2 separate regions of the Mus musculus genome follow, and region 1 is linked to region 2. The links are chromatin contacts, found by POLR2A ChIA-PET in ENCODE. All regions are on one chromosome and are shown on one strand. Each heading gives the region's core, a stretch centred on a gene start or an enhancer-like site at or near the end of the contact. The rest is flanking DNA. Distances are from core to core; before and after follow the strand shown. Region 1 overlaps Chchd10 (coiled-coil-helix-coiled-coil-helix domain containing 10). Region 2 holds the start of Gstt3 (glutathione S-transferase, theta 3).

Region 1 (6,259 bases), core at 1,725-4,224, 150 kb after region 2:
CTAATCTCTGCAGCGAGTGTCCAACTGTGCAGTGTTCCCTCTTGGATGACAATGGCTCTACAAGGCACTGCAGGCCTCTTCCACCAGGCCTTCAGCTCTCTTCTGAATTCTGGTGGGCCAGTGGGGCCCTGAGCTGCTGCAAAGTAGGGGCAGAGAGTGGTAAGTTTTACTTGGCCATCTGCAATCTTTTAAAAAGCCTCACCTTTTAAAGGCTGCCATTCCTTCCCGTCGTCCTTCCTCCCTTCCCACCCACCCCTCTTTTCTTTTTTTTATGACAGAGTCTCTCTCTCTCTCTCTCTCTCTCTCTCTCTCTCTCTCTCTCTCTCTTTTTTTTGACAGAGTCTAGTATGTGTACATGTAGCCCAGGCAGGCCTCCAACTCAAGATTCCTGTCTTTGCCTATTCTGACTGATAGGACTGCAAGCATGTATCATCATAGCTAGAATTTCCAGGTCTGGTTCAGACTCATCTCAGCAGTGTTGGTCAAAGAATCATAAAATGGATGAGGCATTCATAGTCCTACCCTCCACCCCCAAGAGTGGGTTTCTCTGTGTAGCCCTGGCAATCCTGGGACTCTGTAGAGTAGGCTGGCCTTGAACTCAGAGATCTGCCTCTATTAAAGGCATGCACCACCATGCATAGCATTTTAAAAATAAACTCTTCATTGGATGCATGCCTTTAATCCTGACATTTGGGAGACAGAAGCAAGTGGATTTCTGTGGGTTTGAGACCAACCTGCTCTACAGAGTGAGCCAGGCTATATGAAGATCCTGTCTCAACAAAAGAACCCCCAAACCCTAAAACATTTATTTGTGCAACCTAAACAGCCTTCAGTGTTGCCAGGGATGCACGACTATTTTCTGAGGAACTTGCAGCTTATCAGCCAGACCCCCCACCCCCCCCACCCTCCACTTCCCACCCCCTTACCCCCCAACCTGCCCCATTACCCCACATTACCACACTTAGTAGAGGATCTGGAAGGTGGGCTAGCCACGGAGGCCCACAGAAGGGGTTGAAGCTGGAAGAATGTTACCACTTGCCTACTGGATACAAGGTAAGCAGAGGCCAAATAGATAAGCCAGTGGGGTCTGCTCAAGCCTGCCCCCCCCTTTTTTTTTTTAATTTTCTACAACAGCACATTTTTTTAAAAGATTTATTTATTTATTATATGTAAGTACACTGTAGCTGTCTTCAGACACTCAAGAAGAGGGCATCAGATTTCGTTATGGATGGTTGTGAGCCACCATGTGGTTGCTGGGATTTGAACTCGGGACCTTCAGAAGAGCAGTCGGCACTCTTAACCACTGAGCCATCTCGCCAGCCCCCTGCCCCCCCTTTTTTAAAAGATGTATTTATTTATTTCGTGTATGTGGGTACATTGTCGCTGCCTTCAGACACACTAGAAGAGGGCATCAGATCTCATTATAGACAGTTGTGAGCCACCATGTAGTTGCTGGGAATTGAACTCAGGACCTCTGGAAGAGCAGACAGCTCTCATAACCACTGAACCATCTCTCTCCAGCCCCAGTCAGTGCTCTTAACAGTTAAGCCACCTCTCTAGCCTGAGTCTGGCATTTTTTTAAAGGAAAGAGTGGCTTGTCTTTTACCTACTCACCTCACCAAAAAGTCTATCCTGCAGATGGGTGGTGATTCCACTTGGGAGGAAAGCTGAAGTCTTAATGAAAGAGGCCTGCTACAGAGGCTGCTTAAAGAAACCAGGTTTGGGACACCTGAATGGGCAATGCATGGTCCTGAATAGTTTTGACCCCTGTTGCTGAGGCATTTGAATTGTTTGTGCCAAGTGATCTCTGTTGTCACAGTAAAATAAACACTGAAAGAAGAGGAGAAAGAACTCAAGGCCCCCTGTGCCCTTTCTACTCTGGCCAAAGGTTATTATTATTTGTTTTATTTTGTTTTGTTTTGTGGGAGACAGTTCTGTGTAGCCCTGGAACTCAGTCTGTAGACCAGGCTGGCCTCGAACACACAAGATGCACCTACCTATACCTGCCCCCCCCCCAAGTTCTGGGGTTACAGGTGTGTGCTCTTTTAACCTTTTTTTTTTTTTTCTCTCTCCAGAGGTTATGGCATGATCCCAGCCAAGGTCTCTGAGGAAAAGTCTGTGAAAACCGAGTTCCAGAGGACAGGGAAGGGCCTTTGGTGATCCTGGGATGGTTATTTTCAAACTCTGTCTTGTGATGGGTCTCAGAGAACACAACCTGGCCTGCAGTCTCCATTCGCTTCTCCGCTGGCGGTCTATGTGTCTCTTTCTTTCCTCCTGGGCTCGTGGCAAACCCCTATTGCATTGCTTGAGTTCTGACAGAAAGACCTGCCCTCGCTGCCCCGTGCCTAACTAAGCCTTGGGCTTTCCAAAGCTGACCGGTGTCCCCAGGACTCGCGTAGCTCCGCCCTGCACTGGGATAGCTCCGGAGCCCTAAATCCAGGAGGTTAATGGAAGGGCGAGCTTTGGCCCCTCCCATTTGGAGGGCGTGGATCAGAGGCCCCGCCCCAGATCCCGCCCATTTCACCTGACTCTAAGGACGCTGCCGTGTTAGTTGCCCGGCACTGAGCGAGCGGCTGCTACGGTCCACGCTTCTTACTCAGCTCCAACTTGATCCCACCGCAGTCATGCCTCGGGGAAGCCGCAGTGCGGCTGCCAGGCCGGTCAGGTGAGAGAGAGAGCGACAGGGACCCCGTGGGGTCGGGTGAGGGAAACGTGGGTGCTCTCCCAAGGGCGTCCGCAGAATGACCTTGGAGTCTGCTGCGCCATGTTGGCTGGGGGGTGGGGTGGGAGGACGGGGACGCAGAAGCGTGAGTCTAAACGAGGGTCCCACTGGACCCTGGAGTAGAGGGGTTTATTCCCGGAGCATTAACCTTGTTTCTCTCCTCTTGCTTCCTGCAGCCGCCCAGCCCCGCCTCCTGCGCACCCACCACCCTCAGCGGCCGCCCCGGCACCTGCCGCTCCCGGCCAGCCGGGTCTTATGGCTCAGATGGCATCCACCGCCGCAGGCGTAGCCGTGGGCTCAGCTGTAGGGCATGTCATGGGTAGCGCCCTGACCAGTGCCTTCAGTGGGGGAAATTCAGAGCCTGCCCAGCCTGCCGTCCAGCAGGTGAGCGGGAGGACTCAAGAAACGGAGGCAGGATTCACACATGGTTGCATAAGGAGCTGCTTAAGAGTCCAATGAGGAGTGGCCCAATGTATTCAGAGTTGCCTCAGACCCAGGATTTTGAGGGTCCTAACCCTCATGGTCGTTAAATCTACTGTCACTCGCTGGAAAGCTCGCCCAGCCCTCATTTGAAGGCAAAATATCTGACTGTCGGAGACTGACATGCACTAGATCTATTTTTTTAAAGATATATTTATTTATTTATTATATGTAATTTAACTGTAGCTGTCTTCAGACACCCTAGAAGAGGGCATCAGATCTCATTACAGACGGTTGTGAGACACCATGTGGTTGCTGGGATTTGAACTCAGGACCTTCAGAGCAGTCGGTGCTCTTAACCACTGAGCCATCTCGCCAGCCCCCACTAGATCTTTTAAGAGGGAGACCTCTCAAGATGGGTACAAAGACTTGTCCAAGGACGCCTAACCCTAGCGGAGCGGGGAAGAGATGCAGTATTTCCCAAAGCCCTCATTCTCACCAAAGCCCAGCCTGTCTTCATAGTATCTGTTCCCTGGTGACCTGTGCCCCACAAGGGTGCTGCCACTCCCCACCAATCTTGAGCCCAATCCAAATGCTAGTTAGCAGTGTTTGAGTCCTAGGTCAGGAGAATCCGTGTGGCACGAGCCAGGAAAGTGTTGTAACTTGGGGTAGTCTAGCCCTGGGTCACTCAACCTGCCTTAAACTATACTTGAAACATCCCTAGCTAGGGCTAGGGAGTCGGGAGAGACAGGAAGCCTCCAGCTTTGGCACTTACTTGTGGGTACCACTTTTGAGCTGACAGTTGCCTCTTGTGCTCTTCCCCAGGCCCCTGCCCGGCCTGCCTCTCACCCCCTGCAGATGGGGCCCTGCTCCTATGAGATCAAGCAGTTCCTGGACTGCTCCACCACTCAGAGCGACCTAACCCTGTGTGAGGGCTTCAGCGAGGCCCTCAAACAGTGCAAATACAATCACGGTGAGCAGTCATTTTGGTGCATGTGGGGGTGGAGGGGTGGACCCTTCGGTACCTGCGCGGGCTGGCAGGCTGGCGAGCTGATCGGCTGATCAGCGCTTTGTGCTGTGGTTCCCTCCACAGGTCTGAGCTCCCTGCCCTGAAGAGGCTGTGGGCCTGCTCATCGCCTAACCCCTCACCGACAGCTTGATGGAAAGGAGAGGTTCCATGTGACTGGGAGTAAGGAAGGATCGTTCTCACCCCGCAGACTAACAGGAGACATAATTATTCAATTAAAAAGTTTACTTTAGACCACAGCCTGCTGTGTGCCCATTTACTGCCCTGTTGGCTGGCGGGGGGGGGGGGGGGGGGGCAGGATCAGGGGAGATAGGGGAACAGCTATCTTGTTAATGTGCTATGCCTCATCTTTGCGGAGGTGGGAGAGAGGATGTGGGAGTTGGGGATCTTGTTATAGAACCCTGAGCTGTCCTTGAACCTCTGGGATGGGAGGAACTCCTATCTGTCTGCATTGTGGATAGTCAAGGACACTCCTAAGCAGGGAGACTGGAGAGGTATTTGCAAGTGGTCCCCTGGGACCTAAAACCTCAAGAGGAGCCTATTGTCTCTGCCCACAGGAACATCTGTGTCTTTTCTCTTCTTATTTTGTCCTTGAGTTCTTTTTTCTGCACTCAAATGGGGTGGGGTGGGGATCTCAAGCGCTCGGGGAGTGGGGGGGGGGCAACTCTCACATCCTGTCTGTGACCTTTCCCTTCTTGCTGATGTAACTTCTTAGTAACCGCCAGATCCTGGAAGAGGAGTCCTGCTGGATTGCTGTCTGTTTGCAGTTGATCATAAAGCAGAGGTCAGGGCCAGTCCCCTTGGATTCAAGTCCAGCTTGGCTGTGGTGTACCGGCTCATAGAACCTGCTGGAATGGAAGCAGGCCCTTAAGACCACAGCTCAGAAAAAAAAAAAAAAAAGACACAGCTCAGATTGCTTCATCGTACAGTCGCTACGTTCACTGAGTTCAGTCAACAACATGCATTGAACACCTACTGTGTGCTAGGCTGGAGAAACGTGGGCCAGCTTCCTAAACGCAGAGTATGTGTGCCTTTAGGATGCTGATAGTCCAGCAATACTGTGGGGTTTTATCTCTGGTTACAGTCCTGGGTGTGTCTCTGTGTGAAAGTCAGTAAAGATCCCTTTTGGATTTTCCTGGGTTCCCCTACCTTTTTCTTTTTCTCTTTCTTTCTTTCTTTCTTTCTTTCTTTCTTTCTTTCTTTCTTTCTTTCTTTCTTTCTTTCTTTTTTTTTTTTTGGTTTTTCGAGACAGGGTTTCTCTGTGTAGCCCTGCTGTCCTGGAACTCACTTTGTAGACCAGGCTGGCCTCGAACTCAGAAATTCGTCTGCCTCTGTCTCCCAAGTGCTGGGATTAAAGGCATGTACCACCACCGCCTGGCAAAATCTTTATTTATCTATCTATCTATCTATCTATCTATCTATCTATCTATCTATCTATCTATCTATCTATTTATTAATGTATGCATGTATTTAGAGATAGGACCAACTAAGTTGCTCAGGCTATCTGTCTGTCTGTCTGTCTGTCTATCTATTTATTAATGTATGTATGTATTTAGAGATAGGACCAACTAAGTTGCTCATGCTGTCCTTGAACTTACTCTATAGTCCAAGCAGGCTTCAGATTTCCAGTCTTGCCACTCAGTTTTCCCCTACCTTTTCTGTACCTGGCTCTGGCTCCAGTTAGCGGTTTCTAGATGATAGGGAGGTCACCCTTCGAGACCTTGAAGGTGGGGGACCTTGTTCCCGGTGGCCACGTCGAATGCCCGTGCGTCTTCTCTGACTATTGCTTGTGGTTGGAAAGCCAGAGAGGCAGCACAGCTCCTCTGGAAGGCCCAGGAAATCCTGTCACTGGGAGGTGCACAGATGTGTCCCCACCCAAACTTACCTTAATACTCACCTGCTAACTCTGGATACTGGTCATCCAGGTTGTCCAGGAGTGACTCATAGTGAGTAGGGGTCCCATCTTTCCCTTCTACAGAGTACAGAGAGGACAAAGGGTCCTAGACCATCTGCAGGTCCCCATAATATCCTTTAATTCTGTATCTGTTTCCTGGCCCAGGCCGGGGGATAGGACAAGCACTGGGTAGGGG
Region 2 (6,740 bases), core at 2,890-5,389:
CCTGCAGGACTGGTCAGAGCCTTTCTCTATTCCCTACCACCACCACCACCACCACCACCACCACCGCCGCCACCACCACCACCACCACCACCACCACACTGCTGTGGTTGCCTGCTTCACCTCAGGGGTGCTGCCTCAGCTCTTCAGCCCATACCTGCGAATGGTCTAATGTCACAGCCTTCACCTTTGTCCTTCCAACTAGAACACACTGCCCACAAACCTGGTACATCAGTACAGGAAGTTCCTGCTCATTTACCACCTCCACAGCCAGCTTCTCTTTCATGTCTCACTTGAAATCACTAACCCTGACCCCCCAACCTGTCTTGTCCCCACTGTACTCTCCACCTGTCACCTTACTGTCACTCCCCCCTCCAAAATGCAAGTCCCATGGGGGCCCAGACTATGATCTGCACAAGCTCCAAGGTCAGACGGCAACCTGGTGCTAATGGGTGCTCAGCGGAGGGCAACCAAGTTCAATGGGTGCTCCTTTGGCTTCTAGGGTAGCTCCTCCCTCCAAGATCTGTGGTACTCCAAGACCTGGTGCAGCCACTCTCTTTGGCACTATCATTCCTCCTGAGCGCTGGGCTCTCAGGGAAGGGGCCCGGAAGCAGTCTGGGCTCCCCCATCTCCCTGCCTCAGTTTCCTCATCCATGAGATACAAGGGGGGTGAGGCATACCATGTGTTCAAAAGTCCCATCTCAGCCCCAGGTACCTGCTTGGGTGTTACCCTGGAGCAGACACAGAAGCCATAGTCCAAGTTGGCAGCATCAGGCCCAGACAGGTGGCTTGCCCCACACAGCTTGGTTGCAAGCAGGGAACATGTTACCTCTCTGCCAAGACGAAGTCCCCATCCTTCAAAGCTGGCACCTTCCTCAAAGGGTTCACCTGGGCGAAGGAATCTGTGTACTGCTGACCTGAGGAAAGAGACCAGAGCATGGAGCTGAGGACTCAGAGACTTTTTAAGGTCTGCTTGTCTCCTTCTCTACACTCAAGCACCAGTTTTCCACAAGAAGCCTCGGTGAAGAGGAAGCCAACAGGCAGGGCAGCGGATCCTCTCACAAATCCATTTGCCTTCACTCCTGGGAAGCCTGGGTCAGAGTGACTACTTGGGTCTGGGAAAGATTCTGTACTTGATTCTGTGCAGCTATGGCCCATACACATCCTAATGCAAACACCCAGTCTTATTCCTGGGCCCTGATCATTCTTTCTATCCCAGGCAAGAACTGGGTGGGTGTGGTAAGAATTTTGGTGTCTTTCTTAAAAAAAAAAAAAAAAAAAAAAAAAAAAGCACAGAAATATTATGGGACTATGTCTTTGTTTTAATCCCAGGTATGGGAATATAGGGCTGCTTCCCAGCAGGTGACTATGATTTAACTGGTGCTCTAGCAAAGGTGTGGTTTTGCCAGCTGCAGAGAATTGTTGCAATTGTATGACATTTTGGAACTCTGGGGAATTTTCGGAAGATATACAAATGCTTGAGCCCTGATGGAAAGGGCTGGTTGGCCAGCTATTGGTTGGGTGCTGTTGGCTGTGCTTTGTCCAGTAGTCATGTGTGAAGAGCTGAAAAGAAGAAATTTGATATCCTAACAGTGAAGATCAAACTTGTCCAGAGGAACTCCATACCCCTAGTCAGCAGGAAGTAATCTAATGATACAATGTTCTTCTCTTTCCCTTCCATCCTTTTTTCCCTTCTATCTAGTGTTAGGGGGTTGAAAGGGTGGAAGAAGAGGGGTGGAGAATGGCAAAAGAAAAAAGGAACCCCAGAGTTGGAGAGATGGCTCAGCAGTTAAGAACACTGACTGCTCTTCCAGAGATCCTGAGTTCAATTCCCAGCAGCCACATGTTGGCTCACAACCATTTGTAATGAAATCTGATGACTTCTTCTGATATGTCCAAAGACAGTGACAGTGTATTCATGTACATAAAATAAATAAATAAATTTTAAAAAAGAGAAAAAAAGAAGCCAAAAAGTAGTCAAAAGTCCCATTACAGGTGGGTTCTTCTATCCAGACCGGGTAACCTGTGTACACATCAGAGCTCCAACATCCTTTTTCTCGGTTCTTAGCTCAACATAGCTCTTGCCAGAACAAGTTTCCCAATCTGCCACTAGGAATCCAGCAGCTCTATACTTCTTTCTTTTCTGTGCCAAGCCCTCAGAGCTCCCTCTTTACTTGAGATTCCCAGACAGAACCAAACCCCATGCCTAAACCAGATCTGACGGTACAAGGTAGGTTGCCTGGTCCATGTGAATGGAGTCAGAGGGCATTTGGGGAACTCAGGTTCTTCTAGATCCATCTGCGGATCTGTCTTTCCTTCCACTGAATGGACTCCATTGCTTTTGCCCATTCTCCTTTCACAAACTGTCCATGTGCAGCCCCCGTCTTGCGACTCAATCTGGATGTACTGAAGAGGTACTGGAGCTAAATAGGACTCAGCTAAATAAGAAGTTCTGGAGTCTCTGCTTGCCCCTCCCCCACCGACTCTCCAAGCTCCGGTCCAGTTGTAACTCTGCCTCTACTGAAACCTGCTTCAGTAGCTGGGTTTCTGCCCCACTCCCCCCGTCCCCCCCAAGGCTAATCAGAGCAGTGATTTTCCAACTCAAGGCAGAGTGGCCCCTCCCACTGTCCTTTCACTCAACCCTCAAGCTGATTGGCAACTTTTATAGAGTTAACATCTAGAAGCAGGTGTGTTTGTGTGTGATCTGGGGGAGGAGGGGAGGAGAGGGGGGGTGAAGCGGGTCTGGCAAGCCTGTAATTCAGCTTCTTGGGAAACTCAACCAGTTCAATGTTTCACTGGGCTAACTGAGAGCGCAACACCGGGACTCACTTGCACCCCTCGCCTGACTGCCAACGGCTGCATAAGTTCAGCAGGCTGCAGACTTCCGGGCCAGCCAGCAAAGCCCACCTTTAAGCACCTGCATGGTATGAAGTTGTAAGAGGATGCTGTTGTTCTTACTGCGACTCTTTCTCAAAATGACAAGTAGAAAGAGCTTTGGGAGCATGGCTCGGTGGTGGCATATATAATAGATATCCTGGTTCGGTCCCCAGTAAAATACACACACACACACACACACACACACACACACACACACACACACAACTAATGGCACGCAAGCCTGGACACTGGAGGGGACTTGCTCTGGTGGACAGGAAACACACAAGAGTCTTGAGTGAAAGATCACCCACCCAAGCAAAACAACCCTTTTCTAGCCCAGCATGCAGAAATGCAAGACGAGGTTCCCTCATTTAGGAAAGGAGTTAGTTCAACTTTTTTTTTTCTCTCCAAAGTCTTTAAGAAGGATCACCATTCTTAAATCTCCAAAGGTGAGATTTTCAAGCCCAGCTCCCCTCCTCTCGCCGTAGCTTCCAGGGCGCCTTTGCATCCGGTATTGGGACTGATGTTATTCACTAGGAAAAGGTCCTTTAAAAATTCACAGCTGATAACTGATACAACTGCTTTCTCACGGGAGCGGCTTTTGCACACCTGGCCTGGCCAGTCACCCACCCGCTGCAGAGGTGGGAGGTGCTCCGTACAGAAGGCTGCACACTTCCCAGCCTGCCAACTGAGCCCACCTTTAAGCAGCTCTATGGTACGCAGCTGGAAGGGGATGCCGTTCTTCTTGGCGAAGATGTAGACAGCACGGCAGGGTTGGGACATCAGGTCCAGGTAGAGCTCCAGACCCATGGCGGAGGCTGTGGGAGTAGCCGCTGGCAGACCTCGGGAACTAGCCTCGGGTGAACTGCCTCTGGGGACAGAAGCCGGAGCAGCCGCAACGGCGAGCAGGAACGGCTGGGTCCCAGCTCCTCAAGTGCCTCTTAGCCTCGATCGGAGCTCGATCCCAATCTTCCTTCCCATTGGATGACCACAAGAACTTTGGGCCAATCAGTGCCGGACTGCAAGTTAACCCCCGAAACAGATGAACCTGAACTATGAGCCCGAGTCTTGGTTTGGAGCCAAACTGGCCCCTGTACCTCCGTGCTTCAGCCAAATGAGGAACGGAACCCAGTAAAGGAAAAACTGACACAACCGGCGTCTCTATTGGTGAATTTAGGGGCAGATTAGCCGTGCTAACTGCCCTCAAATTCACTTTCTTTCCCTCCACTCACAAAAAAGGTTGAGGGAGGAGTGGCTTCGGAGATCCTTGACACAGAAAGGAAGAAGGAAGTGAGACTACCAATCCCATCCAGTTCCTTGGGCCCAGGACTCAGGTTGGTTGTAATGAGTGGCCAAGTATGTAAATGCTAGGTCCACACCCCGTGAGGGAAATGATCAGGCCTCCTTATTCTTATTTATTTCACCCCAGCTAATCCCTCTAGCAGGAGGGAGGATTGAAGACATGCCTAGGATTGGATAAAACTTCTCCGCCTAATGCAAAAAAAAAAAAAAAAAAAGAAAAAGAAAAAGAAAAAAAAGAAAAGGAATCTTCAGTGGCAGCCAGGGGCACCTAAGTCCTATATGACATCATCATTTCCCCAAATCTCCAAATGATGGGGGAAAACCAACTAACCACCACCACCACCAACAACAACAACAACTACAACAACAACAACTACTACTACTACAAGGGCTGGAGAGATGGCTCAGCAGTTAAGAGCATTGACTGCTCCTCCAGAGGTCCTGAACCATCTGTAATGGGATCTGACATCCTCTGCCAGTGTGTCTGAAGAGAGTGACAATGTATTCATAGACATAAACAAATAATTCTTTAAAAAAAAAAGTGTCTTGGCACCACAGATTATTGGGAAACTTGAGAATGGCTTTGTCTTCCTGGTTCCAGACATTTTTTTTTTAATTCTTTAATTCCTTTTTACAGTTCAGTCTTCATCCCCCTCCAGGTCACTACCACCACCCCCATCTCCTGTCTCCTCTACCCCTCCTCTCCAAGAGGATGTCCCCACCCCACCCCCACCTCACCAGACCTCCTCACTCCCTGGGGCCTCAAGTCTCTCACTGAGGCCAGACCAGGCATTCCTCTGTTGTATATGTGTCAGGGGCCTCGAACCAGCTAGTGTATGCTGCCTGGTTGGTGGCTCAGTGTCTGAGAGATCTCAGAGGTCCAGGTCAGTTGAGACTGCCAGTCTTCCCATGGGGCTGCCCCTCCTCCTTAGCTTCTTCCAGCTTTTCCCCAATTCACAGGGGGGCCGAAGCTTCTGTCCATTGGTTGGGTGCTTGTGTCTGCATCTGACTTTCAGCTGCTTGTCGGGCCTCTCAGAGGGCAGTCATGCTAGGCTCCTGTCTGTAAGCACACCATAGCATCAGTAATAATGTCAGGCCCTGGGGCCTCTCCTTGAGCTGGATCCCAAGTTGGGCCTGTCACTGGACACCCTTTCTCTCAGGCTCTTCTCCATTTTTGTCCCTGCAGTTCCTTCAGACTGCAAGAATTCTGAGTCAGAACTTTTGACTGGGATGGGAATCCCATCCCTCCACTTAATGTCCTGTCCTGACTACAAGCTTCCCTCCCCACTGTAGAGCCCTTCATCCAAAGTCTCTCCCTTTTGAGTCCTGAGAGTCTCTCACCTCCCAGGTCCCCAGTTCATTCTAGAGTGTTCCCCCCACTTCCTACCTCCCGACCAGACGTTCTCTCTAAGGAATACCTATCCCCCTCGTTTAGTGTCTGTTTGCCATAGTGGAAGCTGACCTCTCTAAACTGGAAGGGAGAGGCCCCTTCATTTCCCCACCTCTTCCCTTTGGTGTGTAACGGGTCTCCACAAGTCACCTTTGTTTACCTCTCCCCGTCCCCACTCCCAACTACAGCAACATCCAATCTTTCAGCTTCCTTCCTGGCTGCCTTCCAGTCCACTCCCTCACCCCCAACTAGAATACTATCCCAGAACACAACTGAGCCCTTCATTCCTTTTTTTTTTTTTTTTTTTTTTTTTTTTTTTTGTAACTCCCTGAGACAGGGTTTCTCTGTAGACCAGACTGGCCTTGAACTCAGAAATCTGCTTGCCTCTGCCTCCCAAGTGCTGGGACTAAAGACATGCGCCACCACTGCCTGGCAAGCCCTTCATTCCTAGTCACAGTTTGTACCCAAGAGTTTTGAGCATGACCTCTGACCAGGTATTTCCTCCTCTTGACCAATTCTGTAGGTCAGGAAGGTTTGATGATCCTATGAAGGGACAATGTTCAAGAGGCTGGTCCGGCCAAATAATGCATTCCCATGCCTGCAGCTGAGGCATCTGCGATTTCATTCTCCCAGGTCCAGAAGTTTGGAAGGCGGCTGTGATTTGGCTTGCTGTCTGTCTTTGTCGTTCTGTTTCATTGAGATACAATCTCACACTGTATCCCAGGCTAGCATGGATCTCAATATGTAGCCCAGGCTGGCTCTGAGTTCTCAGTGATCTCCTTCTCCTCCCTTGTTTCATCCCTGCTGAGTGCTGGATCCCATACAAGAGCTACCATGCCTAGCTATGACTTCATGGCTGGCGGCAACCATGAGAGGGTCAACGATCCCCAAAGCCTGGGAACCGGAGCTGTCTTTCGGGAAGACAACTGAACGGGATTAGAGGAAGAGGGTTAAAGAAACAACACGGAGAAATTAAAGCCCAAATCAAGCCCCAGTTTATTACCCAGACTCAAGGGGAAAGTAGTGATTATAGTTGAGGTCATGTGTGGCTATCACAGAAAAAGGGTGAAGATGGAGCTGAGCCTGAGAGCCATCATGGTGTGAGGAGTGAGGTGCATCCCCAGTGTAATGCAAGTTGTGAATTGTGAACTGTGAGTTGTGAACTGCCGCAGCT

Evidence for each region. ChIA-PET counts read pairs that join two places held with the same protein, here RNA polymerase II (POLR2A).
Region 1: POLR2A ChIA-PET joins it to region 2 with 10 read pairs in embryonic stem cell. The contact joins the enhancer-like site here to the promoter of Gstt3 in region 2. POLR2A ChIA-PET finds 5 or more read pairs at or near these places in 4 of 5 experiments (Patski and embryonic stem cell).

Annotation. Positions count from the first base shown.
Region 1 is chr10:75,933,340-75,939,598 of GRCm38, forward strand. Chchd10 (coiled-coil-helix-coiled-coil-helix domain containing 10) reads left to right here. Exons shown (of 5, transcript NM_175329.4): 1 at 1-159; 2 at 2,076-2,665; 3 at 2,899-3,106; 4 at 3,968-4,115; 5 at 4,236-4,411. The coding sequence starts at 2,625. The coding sequence ends at 4,255. It overlaps Gm867 (predicted gene 867), which reads right to left. Exons shown (of 7, transcript NM_001277132.1): 5 at 6,067-6,141; 6 at 5,823-5,992; 7 at 4,384-5,017. The coding sequence ends at 5,850. Among named protein-coding and RNA genes, the nearest start is that of Chchd10, 3.3 kb to the left of the region's middle. Within about 2 kb of position 2,975, at least 3 of the 3 ENCODE cell types and tissues checked have a DNase peak (open chromatin) inside an H3K27ac peak, as active enhancers do.
Region 2 is chr10:75,777,275-75,784,014 of GRCm38, forward strand. Gstt3 (glutathione S-transferase, theta 3) reads right to left here and starts at 4,140. Exons shown (of 5, transcript NM_133994.3): 1 at 3,573-4,140; 2 at 827-914. The coding sequence starts at 3,684. Gstt1 (glutathione S-transferase, theta 1) reads right to left here. Exons shown (of 5, transcript NM_008185.3): 5 at 6,539-6,740.